Linked DNA regions of Homo sapiens: all the other regions are linked to region 1. Evidence: chromatin loops called from intact Hi-C (ENCODE). Cell type or tissue: dorsolateral prefrontal cortex. All regions are shown on one strand. Each heading gives the region's core, and the rest is flanking DNA. Links, peaks and the distances in the headings are about the cores only. Region 1 has its middle 23 kb from the start of LINC03030. Region 2 has its middle 14 kb from the start of GDPD4. Region 3 overlaps PAK1 (p21 (RAC1) activated kinase 1). Region 4 overlaps MYO7A (myosin VIIA).

What was found. Peaks named below come from ENCODE experiments on the same cell type or tissue, not always from the same donor. Only the 100,000 strongest peaks of a DNase experiment are listed, where the experiment ranks them.
Region 2: a loop joins it to region 1, with 3 times the contacts of the local background. A loop is called at or near these places in 3 of 110 quality-filtered maps.
Region 3: it touches region 1 in a loop (2.2-fold over the local background); 17 of 110 quality-filtered maps call a loop at or near these places.
Region 4: a loop joins it to region 1, with 8 times the contacts of the local background. A loop is called at or near these places in 95 of 110 quality-filtered maps.

Annotation. Positions count from the first base shown.
Region 1 is chr11:77,545,562-77,550,147 of GRCh38, reverse strand. No RefSeq gene overlaps it. Among named protein-coding and RNA genes, the nearest start is that of LINC03030, 23 kb to the left of the region's middle. RefSeq lists an enhancer at 936-1,005. In dorsolateral prefrontal cortex, for the core only: CTCF peaks have their summits at 1,489 and 1,689 (motif pointing right); a DNase peak (open chromatin) is centred at 1,698; H3K4me3 peaks cover 796 bases; H3K27ac peaks cover 1,460 bases.
Region 2 is chr11:77,313,039-77,317,624 of GRCh38, reverse strand. It overlaps the pseudogene TOMM20P1. Among named protein-coding and RNA genes, the nearest start is that of GDPD4, 14 kb to the right of the region's middle. In dorsolateral prefrontal cortex, for the core only: no CTCF peak of the experiment used is centred there; no DNase peak of the experiment used is centred there.
Region 3 is chr11:77,407,743-77,412,328 of GRCh38, reverse strand. The region is part of intron 1 of PAK1 (p21 (RAC1) activated kinase 1); the gene reads left to right. Among named protein-coding and RNA genes, the nearest start is that of PAK1, 64 kb to the left of the region's middle. RefSeq lists an enhancer at 691-810. In dorsolateral prefrontal cortex, for the core only: no CTCF peak of the experiment used is centred there; DNase peaks (open chromatin) are centred at 828 and 2,062; H3K4me3 peaks cover 3,247 bases; H3K27ac peaks cover 1,625 bases.
Region 4 is chr11:77,193,224-77,197,809 of GRCh38, reverse strand. MYO7A (myosin VIIA) reads right to left here. Exons shown (of 49, transcript NM_000260.4): 32 at 3,286-3,456; 33 at 212-329. Among named protein-coding and RNA genes, the nearest start is that of MYO7A, 67 kb to the right of the region's middle. In dorsolateral prefrontal cortex, for the core only: CTCF peaks have their summits at 1,673 and 1,872 (motif pointing left); a DNase peak (open chromatin) is centred at 1,868.

The DNA of each region.
Region 1 (4,586 bases), core at 169-4,168:
CACAGTGAAGAGGAGTGTGGAGTCTGGTTACTTCCTGCTGAAAGGGGGCATTGAAGGGATAGGTTGCATTTTTTCCTTTCTTGCTCTGTCATGAAGGGAATGAAGGGTCACGAAAAACTCGTTCAGGACAGGGAAAACCGGGTTCCATCAAAAGGCCCCATGCAAATGGAAGTTGCTGTTACAGGCTGGTATTGGGATTGCATAGCCATCTGTAGGTGGAATCTTTGCAATCTGGAAGATATAAATTTAATGAGCATGTTAAAAAAAAAAAGCAGGGATCAGATATTAAAAGAAGAATGACAAGGAACAAAGGTCCAAGGAATGGGAGAAGCCAAGTGATTTTTGGAAACCAATTAGTAAAAGTTTTGGTCCAGTCTTGGTTACTTTGGGAAAGTGTGTGTAGTCATTTAGCTTGTTTGAAAATTTCTTGGACATCAGTTTCCACTTCTCCGGACACATTAATGTAGGTGCAACAGGTTTTGTTGATGACAGCAAAGACTCCTCCCTCTTCAGCTAGGAGGTAATCCAGAGCACATCTTTTACCAAAAACCAGAGGAACCAGATACCTGCTTTGGAAAGTAGGGAAGTCTAATTACATCTAATTTTCCCCAGATAAGGAGTTTTGCCTCTGGATGGCCTGTTTGATGGTCACCAGGTGCTATTTGCTCCCTTCTAAATTCTAAATTCTCAGGTAAGGAGCTTTTTCTCTGGGGCCTGTTCAATGGTCACCAGGTGATTTTCAGTCTCCTCATGTACTAAGTAGCCAGGGTAGAGAATTATTTCTCCAGACCAATACCCTCACTGTACAGATGCGAAAGACAAGCCTGGAGAAAATGAAAGTGATTTGCCTGGTGACATGAAATCAAGAACTCAAACTGAGGTCTGCTGACTCCTAGTCATGGGTTCTCTCAGCACTCGACACTGCCTTGGCCTCACTTCATGTGCTTCCACAAAGGCTCAGCCCATACCAGGTCCACCCCGGTGTCTAATCCACAGCAATGCCAACAACAATGTGAGTGTTTATTATTGTGCTACTTTACATATATTATCTCTAATCCAAACAACATGCTTTCAAGAAAGGTGAGCATATCCCCATTATAAGAGGAGGAAGCTGCTGCTCAGAGACTTTAAGAGAGTAGCTAAAGTCACAGCTAGTGAAGACAGTTCAGAATTTGATGCAGTCTTTTGGACTCCAAAGCCTACGCTGTTTAGCTACACTCACCTCCATCTGTTCCTGCTCCATCTTACCTTCCCCAGGTTATTTCTTCATCAAGAGCTAGCTCTAATTCTACTCCCTCCCCAAAAGCCCTTCCACCCCAGACCACAGGGATCCCTTCATTGACTCAACTTTCATGGCAATAATCACCTGCATTAGCTGTTTGGCAAAGTCTAACTCACATTGTAATTTATTTTGTCGTGTATATTACTTGCTTCCTTATCTCTGAGGCTGAGAAAGAGAAGACGCTTCCTCTGTGTTTCTGTCCTTGCCCTGTAGCTGTGTTGAGTTGTGTTGATATTGCAAGAGCATAACATTTAGTCTGTTATGAGATTCTGCCCTTAGAAATACCTAGGGAAGGGATGCCTGTAGGCCCAAGCGGAGTTGAAAATTCAAAATGAAGAAGAACAGCGTTCTCTTCGGGTTCAGATTTGTAGTAATATTTATTCTCTTTTCCATAAGTAAGCCTCTAGGTGGCAGTCGAAAGCCTAGTTGTGAGAGCGTGAGTGTCTCATAAATGAAGTCACAAAATCTCAGGCTGAAAGGAGTTTTTCTCATCTAACTACCAATTCAAAGCTAGAATTCCCTCCCTGACATAACAACAACTATGGCAATATTTCTTCCATCTCAGGGGCTGGTGATGAGAAACTCCCTTTTTTCGAAGCACTTTTTCCATGTGTGGTCAGTTTATTAGAATATCGTTCTTGATTTTATGTGAAAACTGCTTCCTTGTAGCTTCTACCTACTCCAGAAAGAAACTAAGTGTATCTGGGCCTAGGGATGTGAGAACAGCAGAGTCTGAAGATCTGGAGAGCGTTTGACTGGCTCAGAGAAGCCTCCTTTTCACTTCTATTCTTCCCAAGGGCTTCTCCCCAAGAGCCTGGACTTCGTTTAGCCAAACCCACTTTCTCTGATCAAAATAACAAAGAGGCCAGGGCAGGCGGTTCATGCCTGTAATTCCAGCACTTTGGGAGGTTGAGGTGGGCTGATCATTTGAGCCCAGGGATTCAAGACCAGCCTGGGCAAAATGGTGAGACCCTGCCAATAAAAAAAATTTAAAAATTAGTTGGACATGGTGGCACATGCCTGTAGTCCCAGCTACTCAGGTGGCTGAGGTGGGACGATGGCTTGAGCCCAGGAGGCAGAGGTTGCAGTGAGCCATGATTGTGCCACTGCACTTCAGCCTGAGCAACAGAGCAAGACCTCATCTCAAAAAAATAAAAATAAAATAACAAAGAGAGATTAATACTGCACTTCCTGGTCTCAAATGTATTCTTTAGAAATATATAGGACAAGGCCAGGTGTGGTGACTCACGCCTAGCACTTTAAGAGGCCAAAGCAGGTGGATCCCTTGAGCCCAGGAGTTTGAGACCAGCCTGGACAATGTGGCAAAACCCCATCTCTACAAAAAATACAAGAACTGGCCGGGTGCAGTGGTGCGTGCCCAGTTACTCAGGAGGCTGAGGTGGGAGGATGGCTTGAACCTGGGAGGCAGAGGTTGGAGTGAACCGCGATTGCAGCCTGGGCAACAAAGTGAGAGAAAGAAAGAGAGAGAGAGAAAGAAAGAGAAAGAAAGAAAGAAAGAGAGAGAGAGGAAGGAAGGAAGGAAGGAAGGGGAAGGGAAGGGAAGGAGGGAGGGAAGGAGGAAGGGAAGGGAAGGAAGGGAGAGAGAAAGAGAGGAAGGAAGGAAGGAACAAAGGAACGGAAGGAAGGGAGGGAAGGAAACAAATATATACACTGACTATGTACCCACAAAAATAAAAAATTAAAAAATTAAAAGAAATGAAAAAATGTATATATAGAACAAACAAGTGTCTCTTCTTCTAGGGATCTAAAGACAGAGATTGAGTCATCCATCCATCCATCCATCCATTTGTCCATCCATCAAACATATCTTTACTTGGAGCCTACTATGTTACAGGCACTGAGTCTGCTAGTGGGCAGTCAATAAGTGATAAATCCCTAATAACCTGATGACTAACTCAGTCACAGGTAGGTCCAATTTTACATGGTACTTTTTTTTTTTTTTTTTTGAGACAGAGTCTCGCTCTGTTGCCCAGGCTGGAGTGCAGTGGCACGATCTCAGCTCACTGTAGCCTCCGCCTCCCGGGTTCAAGCGATTCTCCTGCCTCAGCCTCCTGAGTAGCTGGGATTACAGGTGTGCGCCATCACGCCCGGCTAATTTTTGTATTTTTAGTAGAGACAGGGTTTCACCATGTTGGTCAGGTTGGTCTCGAACTCCTGACCTCGTGATCCGCCCACCTCAGCCTCCCAAAATGCTGGGATTACAGGCATGAGCCACTGCACTCTACATGGTACATTTTTGAGAAGAGATTGGAGAGACAAGGGAACTAGCATTTACTGAAGAGTTGCCTATTAGGCAAGGTGCTAGGTGCTTGCTTTACATGCCTTATACTGTTTAAGACTATCTAATGAGATAGGTTATCTCCATCTCCACTTTACAAAGGAGGAAGCTGAGGATTAGAGAGCTTAATAACTGGACCAAGGACCAACAGCCAGGAAGTGATGGAGCTGGAGTCTGGATACAGAGGTCCCCAACTGCAAAACCACCACACTGTGAGCCTTGCATGGGGCTCCCTAGAACAGCAGAAGGGACAACATGGTCCCCTCCTGTCCTGTGTCTGATATAAATATTGCTTTTTTTTTTTTTTTTTTTTTTTTTGAGATGGAGTCTTGCTCTGTCGCTCAGGCTGGAGGAGTGCAGGGGTGCAATCTCGGCTTGCTCAACCTCCACCTCCCAGGTTCAAGTGATTCTCCAGCCTCAGCCTCCTGAGTAGCTGGAATTACAGGTGGCCGCCACCATGCCTGGCTAATTTTGTATTTTTAGTAGAGATGGGGTTTCACCATGTTGGCCAGGCTGGTCTCAAACTACTGACCTCAGGTGATCCCCCCACCTCGGCCTCCCAAAGTGCTGGGATTACAGGCATGAGCCACTGTGCCTGGTGACATATTGCTTTAAGTTAGGTTTTCTTTTTACACTTTCACACCCAAATCCCTCATTTTCAGCTTTTTAAAAAACTTATATTTTTAGAGTGATTTACTTGTGGTTTCTCATAAAAGTCAAATTTCCCATCAATACTTTCTGTTATAAACTTGGACACGGGACAGAGCACATGAAAATCAATATTTCATATGTAATCATGTGTAATTTGGGTATTCATTAGTTTGTTTTTATTTTTTGTTTGTTTGTTTGTTTTTGTTTTTGTTTTTGTTTGAGACAGAGTCTTGCTCTGTCACCCAGACTGGAATGCAGTGGGTCAATCTTGGCTCACTGCAACCTCCACCTCCCGCTTCAAGCGATTCTCATACTTAGCCTCCCGAGTAGCTAGGACTACAGGCACATGCCACC
Region 2 (4,586 bases), core at 296-4,295, 230 kb after region 1:
CTCCACCTCCTGGGTTCACGCCATTCTCCTGCCTCAGCCTCCCGAGTAGCTGGGACTACAGGTGCCCGCCACAAGGCCCGGCTAATTTTTTTGTATTTTTTAGTAGAGACAGGGTTTCACCGTATTAGCCAGGATGGTCTCGATCTCCTGACCTCGTGATTCTACCCGCCTCGGCCTCCCAAAGTGCTAGGATTACAGGCATGAGCCACCGCGCCCAGCCCTAAAACTGCATTTTTTACATTACAAAAAGATTGTCTATGATATGTGCATGATATACCAATTTTCTAATCTCTTCTGCAGTAACATTTCATTAACACTCTGGTCCACAGGTTGATTTAATAAAGTCAGAATGGCAGGCAGGAAGTTGGTAAAATAAACTTACTGAGAGGCAAAAGGAACCAAACATTTACTGACTGCCTATTATGCACGTTCCACTAGGTTTTACACACGTTACATAAATGTGAACCTAAGTTCTAGTTATCAGTTAACAGGCCCAGCATTGCTACAGCCAGTAAGTCTATGTTTTAAATGTTCTTTCACCCTAAGTACAAATTGTGGACCAAAACAATGGATCTTTGCCCAAAGAAGCATGTCAACTGTTGCACTAATACATTATTTCCCATTTCCAAAGTTTTTGTTTTTAGTAAGTGTGCCACATTAGCACATGGAAACATTCAAGCTGTTTATTACTCCACTGAAATTTGGGGTTTTTTCGTTCTCACTTGCTGAGCACCATTTGGCCAGCATCACTACAACGACCTGATTCTATCACCTTGTAAAACTCAAGATGGGAACGGATAGTGTTTGGTGATTACATTTCTGGGAGAAAAAAGTGCTGATCTTTTTTCTTTAACTTGACACAGCTGGCTTTAAAAAAAGCAGTACCTCATTTTAAAGCACCAAAGTTGTCATTTAAATAAGAACATGTACTTGGCTTAATGAGCTGTAAAATGAAGATATCACTGTCTTTTCAAGGATTACAGCAAAGCCAGTATGTTTAGAGCCAAGTGATACTCAGCTCATGCTGCACTCCAGTTCCCAAGGAAATGGTGTTTCTACCCTCCCCAGACCTAAGCTGCTCTTCACTCCTCCAGCCAGCCCTCCTTTTTCTGAGCCCCTTTTTTCCATGCTGAGCTGTCTGCCCGTTGCTCCCTTTCCCACCCCTGTTTTCTCTCTAACTGCCCCTCTATATACATCTGGGCTGGTGCCTAAGACTTTTTAGCTGACTGGTTAATCACTGACCAATCACCACTACACTGCTTTGGATTTGGGATCCCACTAGTAAAACTAACTGGCATGTTTGCACTGGTCATCCCCCCTGCCAAAAGCATCCTATGTCACCAAAAAGGCACTGTTTAAGGGTTCAAGATCACACACCCTCAAGATACCTGAGAAAGGTCCTCAAATGTGAGTCACCTAGTCTAATAGTAGAGGTAAGATCAGAGATGAAATGTGACTTGCTCAAGGCTGTGCGGCTAATCAGAGGCAGAAACTAGAACGATTTCTCCTTCCACTATACCACAAAAACCCAAGGTTAATAACGATTAAGAAGAGTTTGTAAGTAAACCAAAATAAAATGCCTAGTACACAGGAAAAGTCTTTGGGATCTCTCCACAGACTTTTAGACAGAATAAAGGCAGTCTTTACAATGAGAAATGCTACTCAGTTCAACAGATGCCACCAAATACCAAGGATCCTTACTCAATTCTGAAATGGAATCTGTGACTACGGAGAATATGTCACTATTTGAGAATAAGAGGTCCCACCTGCTCCATTATTTTCAAGTTTTCAGTCACAAGGTTGTAACTTACTCTCATCGTTTAACAAGATAAATTAATCAAGCTGAAGTAGGATTTGGTACACCGATGATAAAAGCAAAAGTCAACAAACATTTTTACAAGCAGATCATCCCAGTTACCTTAAAAGTTTCAGATTAATTTACAGAGAAGTGACAGAACCATATAATTTCAGTGAAAATCAACAAGATAGTTATACCATTAAAAAAAGATCAATTCGGCTGGGCGCGGTGGCTCATGCCTGTAATTCCAGCACTTTGGGAGGCCAAGGGGGGCGGATCACCTGAGGTTGGGAGTTCCAGACCAGCCTGACCAACATGGAGAAACCCCGTCTCTACTAAAAATACAAAAAAATTAGCCAGGCGTGGTGGCACATTCCTGTAATACCAGCTACTTTGGAGGCTGAGGCAGGAGAATCGCTTGAACCTGGGAGGCGGAAGTTGCGGCGAGCCAAGACCATGCCATTGCACTCCAGCCTGGGCAACAAGAGCGAAACTCTTGTCTCAAAAAAAAAAAAAAAAAAAAAAAAAAAGAAAAGAAAAGAAAAAAAATCAATTCGGAAATACTAAGGCAAGCATGCAAAATTCAGAATATAAAAAAACGCAAAGCCTGGTTGCCCACACACATTCCTTAGGTTAAGGTGGATTTAAAGATGCTCATCAGAACCCAGTGAATCAGAAGCTGAAAGGGACACTTTGGTGATCAGTGGACGCATTCTCTCATGTAAAAAATGGAGGGAAAGTGAGCACACAGGAACTGGTGAATCTTACAAGGCTAGATTAGGGGTGTACATAGCTCTAATTCCTGGTGCTATTTGCAACTACATGTATTTAAAATCCAAGGAGGTAAATACCTAGAACACATTAAGCCCACTGATTTAAACAAAACATTTCAAGACCGATATACAGAAAGTGAATGAAGTTGTTAACACAGGACAGCAGCATACCTCACATATTTATGTCTAAGAGATTAAATGGAAATAAATGATCGCTCAAAAATTTTAATGCTAGTTTTCACAAACACAACCAAGTTTACCAAATTTCCGGATTTACAGCAAAATGTATGAGCTAAAAAAGTGTGCATTCTTCAGTTTCTCCTATACTTTTTTTTTTTTTTTTTTTGCCTATTTTCAAAACTGACCACTGGGTATTTTTAACATAAGCCATGTCATATGTAAAGTTTAACTATGTTTCTGGAATAAACAAAATCCATAATATTTCAGTAACTCATAGTGTATTTATAAAATGAAAAGTTCTCTATCAAAATATACTTTTCACTGGGAAAAAAATAGACAAATGGATCTACACAAAGTAAACATTAACTTTGGTAGATTTCAGTGTAGTTCATAACAAGCATATTTGCCCTTATTCCCCTGGAGCTGCTCAACTACCAAGAATTATATATATATATATATATATATATATATATATTTTTTTTTTTTTTTTTTTTTTTTTTTTTTTTTTTTGAGACAGAGTCTCACCCTGTCATCCAGGCTGAAGTGCAATGGCATGGTTTCAGCTCACTGCAACCTCCGCCTCCCTGGTTCAACCGATTCTCCTGCCTCAGCCTCCCAAGTAGCTGGGCTTACAGGCGCCCGCCAACACACCCGGCTAATTTTTTGTATCTGTAGTAGAGACGGGGTTTCATCATGTTGGCCAGGCTGGTCTCGAACTCCTGACCTCATGAGCCGCCTGCCTTGGCCTTCCAAAGTGCTGGGATTATAGGTATGAGCCACCGCGCCCGGCCTTAAATATTTTTAACTGAGATTTTATTATGTTGACATTTGTTTCTCATTCCACATCATCTTCAGCCAAGCTCTAAGCACTTACAATTCTCTAATTGTTGGGAGCTTAGTCAGAGGCATCTGGAACACTGGTGGTGGAAGAGTTTGCTGTAAGACCTGCAGTAACTGCTGTGGCTGTCCACACACAGCAATTGCATTTGTCAGATGGTCTACACCCTTCTCATATTTACCTTGAGCTAGTAACTCTTCACCAAGCTGTGTTTCTTCAAGGAAGAATTTCTGAACAGCGTCAGCATCTTTAAGGTCAGGTAACTTGGAAAACCCAGCTCTCTCCTTGGGAAGCTTCTGTTTCTTTCTTCGTTCTCGAAGCCTGTTCTTGAAATTGGGGTCACTTCGTCTTTTGTGGTAAAAGTAGATGCAGTACCTGATAAAAAGGGCCCCACATACACTGGCGGCGATGGCGCTCTTCCGACCCACTGTCTTCTCTACAACGCAGAGCGTGGACGGTGGCGGCAGGGACTGCGAAGGAGCGGTGGGCCACGAACCCTTAGGGCGGAGGGCGGAGGGCGCTGCTCATACCCAACGCCCGTGGGCCAGGACTCGGAAAGCCTGAGAAAACTTTTAAAGTGTTCATGTGATTAGATCAGGCTTGCCTAAATAATCCCTATTTCTAGGTCAATTGATTGGAGAACTTAATTACATCTGCAAACCCCTTCACCACAGTACCTAGATTGAATAACTGGGAGAAGGTATGTGTACACCAATGGCTGGGAATGTTGGTGGGTCATCTTAGAATTCTTTCCAGCTGCCGGGTGTGGTGGCTCACACCTGTAATCCCAGCACTTTGGGAGGCCGAGGCAGGTGGTTTGCCTGAGGTCGGGAGTTTGAGACCAGCCTGACCAGCATGGAGAAACCCTGTCTCTACTAAAAATACAAAATTAGCTGGGCATGGTGGCGCATGCCTGTAATCCCAGCTACTCAGGAGGCTGAGGCAGGAGAATCGTTTGAACTTGGGAGGCAGAGGTTGCAGTGAGCTGAGATCACGC
Region 3 (4,586 bases), core at 349-4,348, 140 kb after region 1:
AGGGGGGAGGTGTATCTCTTTCTCTGAGGCCTAATCTGAATCGTAGGTCTGACCTGAGGAATCTTAGAAGGGACTCCTCTATACTCATCTGTAGAAACTAAGGCACAGAGGAGCTCTGGTTGTCTTTCTTGACTCTGGAGCTCACACAGGACTCTGACAAGCCCTGGAAAACCTGGCCCTGGAGAGAAATTACCTCCTGCTGGAGACTGGGTGGGGAGAATAGCTGAGAGGGTGGGAAGATAGCTGTCTCCCCGCCCTCAGCTCTGCTTTGCAGAAAAGGAGAAGCGCGCGGCTTCCTCCCGCCTCCTTCCCTCCTTTCTTCCCCCGCCCCTTCTGTTTCGCCAACCCCGACGCGGCGCCTTCGCTGCCGCCCTGCGAGAGCGCGAGCGTGCTGCACCTCGGGAGCTGGCGGCTGAGCTGCCAGGAGCCCAGCCCAGCTGAATCGAGCGGAGCCGGTGGAGCAGGGGCCTTGTGGGTACCCGGTTGGGCAGGGAGAGGTGCGGCTCTGCGACGGAAACAATCGCCAGAGATGCCGGGGCTAGCCTTCCCCACCAGGTAATGCCGGCCCTGCCTGGGGCTCCCCTAGCTGGGCCGGGTTCTGGGGGATCTCCGCCGGCTTTCGGAGAGTGGTGACACGGGGTCCAGTAGATTTTGAGGGGTGTCTTACTTTCCTCTTACCTTAAGGGACCCTAAATGAGAGAAAGGGCTGAGGGTGGAACCTTTAGATGAGCCCACCCAGGGCTAGGCCTGCACTGGAATCAGAGCTCTGCCCAGGGAAGGGTGTGAAGGGGAAGCTGCGCCTTTGGGGAACCGCTCAGCCTCAGAAGCTCTGCTCCTTTGCAAGCGCCCTTCTGCTTGGTGGCCAACGTGGTGCTTTCCTCTGCCTTGGCTTAGTCGCTGGCCTGCTGGGACTGTGGGGGCTTTTCTGTGTTAAGAGGTTGAGTGAACTGGGAGGGAGGAGACCTGGGGGGACTGGTCCTATTCAGACATCCTCTGTGGCTTGAGTTGCCATATCTGTGCAGTGAAGGACTTGACATTGTTTGTTACTCTGGCTTTTCCAGACTGTCAAACCATCTTTTGGAGAGGTGAGCTGGTTTAAAGTGCTAAAATGGGCTGCAGAGATGTCCCCCTCAACACTGTAGAAGAGAGGAGAACTTGGGAAGTAGACCTTGGTATCCTGTCTTCCAGCCAGCCTTTTGAATGGCATCTTGGTGGTTCTTCAGGGACAAAGCAGAGACTGAGAATGCTGATGCTTATTTTAGTGTGATGCGTAGGTGTGTTAGGTGTAGGGAGGTAGGGTTGGGAAGTAGAAGGTCAAGGTATGTTAATGATTCTAAACTGGCCAGTTTTTCTGTCCTTAGGTATAAAGTTGCGTTAAACTAGACTCTCTTCTCTGGAGCCCCTTCCTTATTCTGCTAAGTTAATGACAGACCTGGCTGTGGTAATATCTTAATCACTATAATTCTTTCCTTCTTTATTACCTGGCACCAAGAAGCTCATGTCAGGCCCGATAATAACCTACTTTGATTATTTTGGACCTCTTTCCTCCCCCTAGTTTTTTCATGACTCTACGTCTTCCTCTCCTCACTTTTCTTTCTATTTCCTCCTCCTGATCATTTTTCCTGCCCCCTGCCTACCTTTTCTCCCGCCGTCCCCTTCACCCTTCCTCCTCCCCTCATGCTTCCCCTTTTGTATTTCTCCCCCTGTGTAGCCAGTCTTTCCTTCCCTCTCTTGGATCCTCCCCCTCTTGATTAGGCTTTCTTCTCTTTTCTAAAATTTTTGGTTAAGCTTTCTTATTATTAGTAGGTTACTGGTTTGTAGAGACCTTTTCCTGTGTTTATGAGGTCCAAACATTGTTTTCTACCTAACTCACTTGCATCTAGCTTTTACCTCCAAATTCTATCTTCCCCAGGACCATTCTCTCTCTTTACTGCCTCTGTGCCTTGCCTTGGGCCTGCCAACAAGCACTCCCTCTTCCTGCATTTGTTTCCCATCTTTGCTGGTGGTGGTGGGGCAGCAAGCAGGTAGGCAGTAGGGAATAAGCAAGATGGGAAGTGGGGGGCCTGAGTGGGAGGAGAGCAAGAATGTCAAGTAGTGCTGGGCAGAGGCTCAAGTTCCCTTTAGTGAGATGAGTGACTGGGAGGACCAGAAACTCTGGCAGCTGTGAGATAGTGCTGATCTGGAGGAAAGGAGGTAGCCCAGGAAAGAAGAGGGAGGATAGCAGGGATGGGTTGGAGGGACAGGAGGAGGAGGAGGCCTGGAGGAGAAGACAGTGCTCTTTTGAAGAAGAGGGTGGCCTGGACAAGATAGTGGTTATTTGTGTGTAGAAAGAGAAAGATTATAGTCTGGGAAAGGGGACTATATAGGTTAATTATCTTCCCCTTTGATGACTGGCTTTTTGAACTGATTTCTACTCAGCAAATTTTTTTTTAGTTAAAAATTTTGAAAGAATTTACCATGTTTATCATGTTTAAGTGTACAGTTCAGTTTCAGTAAGTACATTTATATCTTTTTTTCCCCCTTCATCCTCCTCACTCCCTTTCCTGGCCTTTGGTAACCACCAGTCTACTCTGTATCATCATGAGATCTACTTTTTTTACCTCCTACATATGAGTGAGAACATGTGATATTTGTCTTCCTGTACCTGGCTTTTTTTTTACCTGAAAAAATGGTATCCAGTGTCATCCATGTTGCTGCAAATGACAGGATTTTATTCTTTTTTATGGCTGAATAATATTCCGTTGTGTGTATATATACATATATACACAAATATATATTGTGTATATACACATTTTCATTTTGGCTATTATGAATAGTGCTACAGGATTCATGGGAGTGTGATATCTTTCATATATTGATTTGCTTTCTTTTAGATATATACTCAGTAATGGAATTGCTGAATCATGATAGTTCTATGTTTAGTTTCTGAGGAACCTCCATGCTATTCTCCATAGTGGCTCTACTAATTTACATTTTCACCAACAGCATATGAGGGTTCCTCTTTCTCCCCATCCTTGCCAGCATCTGTTATTGCCTGTCTTTTTCTTTTTCTTTTCTTGAGACAGGGTCTTGCTCTGTTGCCCAGGCTGGAGTGCAATGGTACGATCATGGCCTACTGCAGCTTCAACCTCCTAGGCTCAAGCAGTCTCCTACCTCAACCTCTGAAGTAGTTGGGACTGCAGGCACATGTCAGCATGCCTGGCTAATAAAAAAAAAATTTTTTTTTTTTAGAAGTGTGGTCTCCTTATGTTGCCCAGAGTGGTTGTGAACTCCTGGGCTCAAGTGATCTGCCTGCCTTGCCCTCCCAAAGTGTTGGGATTACAGGCATGAGCCATCGTGCCCAGCCTTTGCCTGTCTTTTTGATACAAGCCATTTTAACTGGAGTGAGATGATATCACATTATGGTTTTGATTTGTATTTCTCTGATGTTAGTGATGTTGAGCATTTTTTTCATGTACCTGTTGGTTATTTGTATCTCTTGTTACGAAAAATGTCCGTTCAGATCTTTGCCAGTTTTTAAATTGGATTACTTGTTTTTTTTGCTATTAAGTTGTTTGAGCGCCTTATATATTCTCGTTATTAATCCTTTGTCAGATGGATAGCTTACAAATATTTTCTCCCATTTTGTGGGTTGTCTCCACTTCGTTAATCAACGGAATTTTTGTGAGCACTGTCCTTAAAGTGGGGGAGTTAGAGGGAAAGCAGAGATGAGAACGACAAGATTACTGTTTTATTGGCACTCACTGTCAGAATGTGGAGTGTGTGTGTGTGTGTGTGTGTGTGTGTGTGTGTGTGTATTTCTCCATAGTGGCTCTACTAATTTACATTTTTGTCAACAACATGAGGGTTCCTCTTTCTCCCCATCCTTGCCAGCATCTATTATTGCCTGTCTTTTTCTTTTTCTTTTCTTGAGACAGGATCTTGCTGTTTTGCTCAGGCTAGAGTGCAATGGTACGTACGATCGTGTGTATGTGTGTGTATGTATATATGTGTGTGTGTATATATGTATGTACAATATTCACAGAGCTTTGAATATTGCATCCATCCATTATCAAATATTTCTGAACCATCTACTCTATGCTAATTATGGTACTAGGTTGGTGGCGATACAAAAATTGAAACTGGCCTCAGTTGTTGCTCTCAAATGCAGATCAAGGAATGTGGACGCTCATGTGGTAAGTATTGTAGAAGGAAGCACAAGGGGCTGTGATAATGCAGAAGAGGGCACTTTTGATTTAGCAAGACAGTGGCAGAGCTAGGACCTAAACTTAAGTCTTCTCTGAAGGTGATATCTATTCTCTTATACCCTGTTATCTCCTGAGTTTGTGTATACATACAGTGTACAAAGAGTTTTCCTATATCCTCTTTTCTGCCTACTTTTGGGGCTAGACTCTAGGTACTGCTGACATGAAAAAAAGAACAATCCCATGTGGCAGGTCACTGTGCCATAGCCAAACAAACACTCATTACCTTGGAAGGGAAACAGACTTCGTCCCTGTTAACTTCTGGCTCGAGGCCACTTGGGTGACTATATGCTGAGCTCCCTCTCTGAGTCATTTGATCTCTTCCTTCCTTTCCTCCCTGTT
Region 4 (4,586 bases), core at 236-4,235, 350 kb after region 1:
ACGTTTCCCTCCCCTGCTGTGGGCTGGAGCTACAGAGCAAGGGACTGGGAGCATTGCAGGCTGTGGGGTACCTGAGAATTTGTAGGCTGTGGGCTGGAGCTACAGAGCAAGGGACTGGGAGCATTGCAGGCTGCGGGGTACCTGAGAATTTGTAGGCTGTGGGCTGGAGCTACAGAGCAAGGGACTGGGAGCATTGCAGGCTGCGGGGTACCTGAGAATTTGTAGGCTTCATAAAACCTGGAGAAGAGCAAGGGCCACTTGAAGCGGGCATAACTGACCACATCCTCTTTGACCTTCTGGGCATCAGTTCTCCTCTGGGCATAAATCCCCTGGAAGGAGAGAGGGACAGAGGGACAGAAGACAACATACGAGTGAGTTTGCTCTAAAAATCAGCTGCTGCTGCCTTCTAGCCAGGAGCAGCCTGGGGCTCCTGCACCTCCTGTGCATCGTGGCCTTGCCCTGCTCCCATCTGTCTGCAGCCACCCTGTCCCCACCTTTCTCATTCGTCAACATCGGCGAGCACTTTTGAGTGCCAGCTCTATGCAGGTGCTGGGGCCCAAAGTCAGAGAAAGCATAGCTGCCCCTCCAGGGAGTTCCCAGTTCAGCAGAGACAGGGAAGCAAGGATTCCAGGCAGAGCATGTGGGAGGCCCAAGGCCCTGGGGTCAGTAGGAGGCGTGTGCTGGTGCAGCAGAGGCGTGGGCAGGGCAGACGGGGAAGAGAGGGAATGGGGACACAGCGTGCGGAGCCAGGTCCTGGGGGACTGTGAGTGCAGCCACAACTGCAAGAAACTGATCTGGTGAATCTGGGAGTTAGAAAGATCAGTGTGTCAAGGGAGAACTGGAGCCTGGAGGTGAGGTGATCCGTGAGGGGTGCTGCTGTGCTCTTGGTAAGATACAAAAGCACCGGCATTGTGTTTCTCTAAAAATATTCCCCCAAGCCCTAGTGAGAACTCTGGGGTTCTGGGGTAGCATTGGAGGGGTCAGAGTGAAATCCTGGTTTTTATAGAATGTAGACACAGGCATAGGTAAGGGTGGATGTGTATGCCAGCTCACAGACGGCCCCATCTCCACCCATGAGAGCCCATGAGGGGTGCCATCCTGAGAGCGGTGAGAATTCAGAGGCAAAGAGCTCAATGTCACCAACCCAAGCTCAAATGACTCAGAGAAAATACATATGTAGGCAGAGAGACAAATCACTGAGCAAGTGTGGCTATCACCCAGTGAATCTGGGAAGTGAAGTGCACATAGCAGTCCTACTTTTTTGAACGTGCAATTTCTCCATAACTTTGAAATTATTTCAAAATAAGATGTTTTCAAAACACCTGTTATGGACTGAATTGTGTGCTTCCTTCCCCAACCTACCATATTTGCGTATTAAAGTCCTCACCCCCAGCAACTCAGAATGTAACCCTATTTGGAGATAAGCTCCTTTTTTTTTTTTTTGAGAAGGAGTCTTGCTCTTGTCCCCCAGGCTGGAGTGCAATGGCAGGATCTTGGCTCACTGCAACCTCCGCCTCCCGAGTTCAAGTGATTCTCCTGCCTCAGTCTCCGAGTAGCTAGGATCACAGGCACCCACCACCACGCCTGGTGAATTTTTGCATTTTTAGTAGAGACGGGGTTTTGCCATGTTGGCCAGGCTCGTCTCAAACTCCTGACCTCATGATCCGCCCGCCTTGGCCTCCCAAAGTGCTGGGATTACAGGCGTGAGCCACCGCGCCTGGCCCAGAGATAAGGTCTTTAAAGAGGTCACTAATGAGATATCTTGGGTGGGCTGTAATCCAATATGTCCCGTGCCCTTTTAAGAGCAGGATATTTGGACTCAGACGTGCATGTGCACACATCACTGTGTGGTGACAGATGGAGAAGACAGCCATCTGCAGGCCGAGAGGAGAAGCCTCAGGAGAAAGCCCCTGCTGACACCTTGATCTCGGAGCTCCAGGCTCCAGAACTAGAAGGAAATACATTTATTTCTGTTGTTGAAACTACCTAGTCTGTGGCACTTTGTTATGGCAGACCTAGAAAATGAACAATGCACCCTCCCACCCTACAAAAACTGTGATTCACAACTGTCCATTCTATGTGGGGCCTGGCCCAGGGCTCTGGGACAGACACTCTGAGGAGCTCCAGTCCAGGAGAGACCCAGCTCAGCTGTGGGCTCCAAAGGGCAGAAACCATGTCTGTCCCACAAAGGGCTGTGTCTCCAGGTCCTGGTATGGTGCCCAGCACATGACAAATGCCCAAAATAAAATGAATGCATAATAATAGCACCCCACCCAGGACGTACCATATGCCACAATGGCAGTGAGCCCCGAGGAGGCCCTCAGGGAGGTGGGGGTGGAGGCTGCAGCTGTTTGGGAGTTAGCTGGACAGGCTGCAGTGGCTGCCGGCATGTGAGGGCCAAGGGAGAGGAGGTGCCTGAGGATGAAGGGCAGGGCTCTCACTTGAGGGACAGAGGGGTGGCAGGGAGGAGACGCTCCTCCTCTGAAGTGGGGTTCGGGGGGGTTCGGGCCTCGGGGGAAGCAGGCTGGCGCAGGGAGCACTCAGGACTCAGGGAGAGGCAGAGGCTGGCGGGGAGCTGACCAGAGAAGGCACACGGTCAGGTGGAGGGTGGCACAGGGCTCCCGGGTGAGGACGGAGGCCACGAGGTGGAGGGGTGAGATCCGGGTCTGTGGTGCCCTCAGACTATGGAGCCCTCGACTTATGTACGGGGGCAATTCTCTTGCACAGCCAGGGCCATGGAGATGAGGCGGCCTTGGGTCCCCTACCAGCAGCCAGTGCTCCCACCTTCTCCCCATCTGGATACCCCTGCTCTACCTGGCCAGGCTCTTAGCTTGGGAGGGAACCACTCATGGCTGGTCATGGGCCTGGGCTCCAAGCAAGAGGGTCAAGGGGGCCTGTCCCTAAAGCTCCCCAGGCGGGAAGTTGGGCTGGAGTTCTTTTAGGAAAAAGGAGGTACAATTCCTAAAGCTCTGTCTAGCATCCACCGCCACTCCTGAGCTGCAGCTCTGGAAGCTATAACACCAATGAGGGGCTGGCACAAGACCAGGAAAGGGGCCCCAATACCCATGGCCCCACAGAGGCTGCAAGGTTAAGTCTGATTCCCTCTGTGTGCCTGGCACACAGATGGAAGGAGAATGAGTGAGCTGATGTCCAATGAAGGAAGGGCCACTGGAAGGTGCCATCCCATCCCCCGCAGCCCCAACAGAGAGGTTCAGATGAGGCCTGGGACCTCCTTGGTTGTTCAGGTCCACATCCCTTCTCTAGGACTCCTCTCAGCCCTTCTACCTTCTTGTGGGCGGCGATGGCCAGCTGGGCCCACTTCTCCAGCGTCTTCAGGGGCGTGATCTCGCGGTCGGGGATGTAGGTGGGCACGAGGTTCAGGAGGCGCTCCAGGATCATCTCAGAGCCATAGTCTACAAAGTACTGCTGGGAGGCCAGCTCAGCCAGGTCGTCCTCCTAGGTGGGGGGAGGCCTCGGTCATGCATTGGCCCAGGCCCCTCCAGGAAGCCCTTCCACACCACCAAAGGCTCCAGGCCCCTCTCCTGGCCCTGCCTCCTGTAGCTCTCAGAGCCTGGCCTTTGGGACCCAGGCTTCTCACTGATTCACCAGGGAATTCTTGTCTGCTCAGAGGAACCATGAGCTCCCCAAGGGCAGGGCCACACCCTCACCTTCTCCTGGATCCCTCTGGCACTGGCATGGAGCTGGACTCTGCCCAGGGGCACATGAAGTGATGCAAAGAAACAAGCCAGCCCATCGAGCAGCCACTGCACACTCAGCCCTGTGAGACAGCGACCAGAGCTGACAAACAGCAGAAGAGGAAGTGTCTGCCCTGGAGAATGGGAGACACCTAGGGTCTGCTGGCAGGGTCAGAGTGAGGGAAGTGCATCACTGTGACTGCCTCCATCACCATTACCACCGTTAAGCACTTGGGGGACAGTTAAAGTGGTTAACAGCTGGCAGGATCTACTGCAGAGGGTTCAGAGAGCCAAGTGGCCACTGGGCATTTGCCCCTTCTCTGCCTGGCCTGGTGCACAGCAGCCCCAGTGATGCCTACCTAGAGCTCCCCAGGGCTCCAGCAGCAAGGGCATAGAGAAAGGCTCTTGGGGGCCTTGGAGGCAATAGATATTTTCCAACCAGTTTGAAATATTTCAGAATTTTAGCAACTGATGTGGCTATACTAATGCACTCCGCCTGAATATTTGCTTACCACCAATACCACCATTATCATCACCACTATCACCAACAAAACTACCACCACTACCTCCACCATCACCACCATCACTGCCAACACTATCACCAACATCATTACTGCCTCCACCATCACCACCATCATCACTACCAACACTATGCCTCCACCATCACCATCATTATCACTACCAACAACACTGTCATCACCAACACCATCACTGCCTCCACCATCACCATCATTACCAACAACACTGTCATTGTCAACACCACCATCACTACCTTTACCATCACCACTATCATCACTACCCACAACACTGTCATCACCACCAACACCATCACTACCTCCACCATCACCACCACCACCACCATCACTAACATCATCCCTACCTCCAATATTA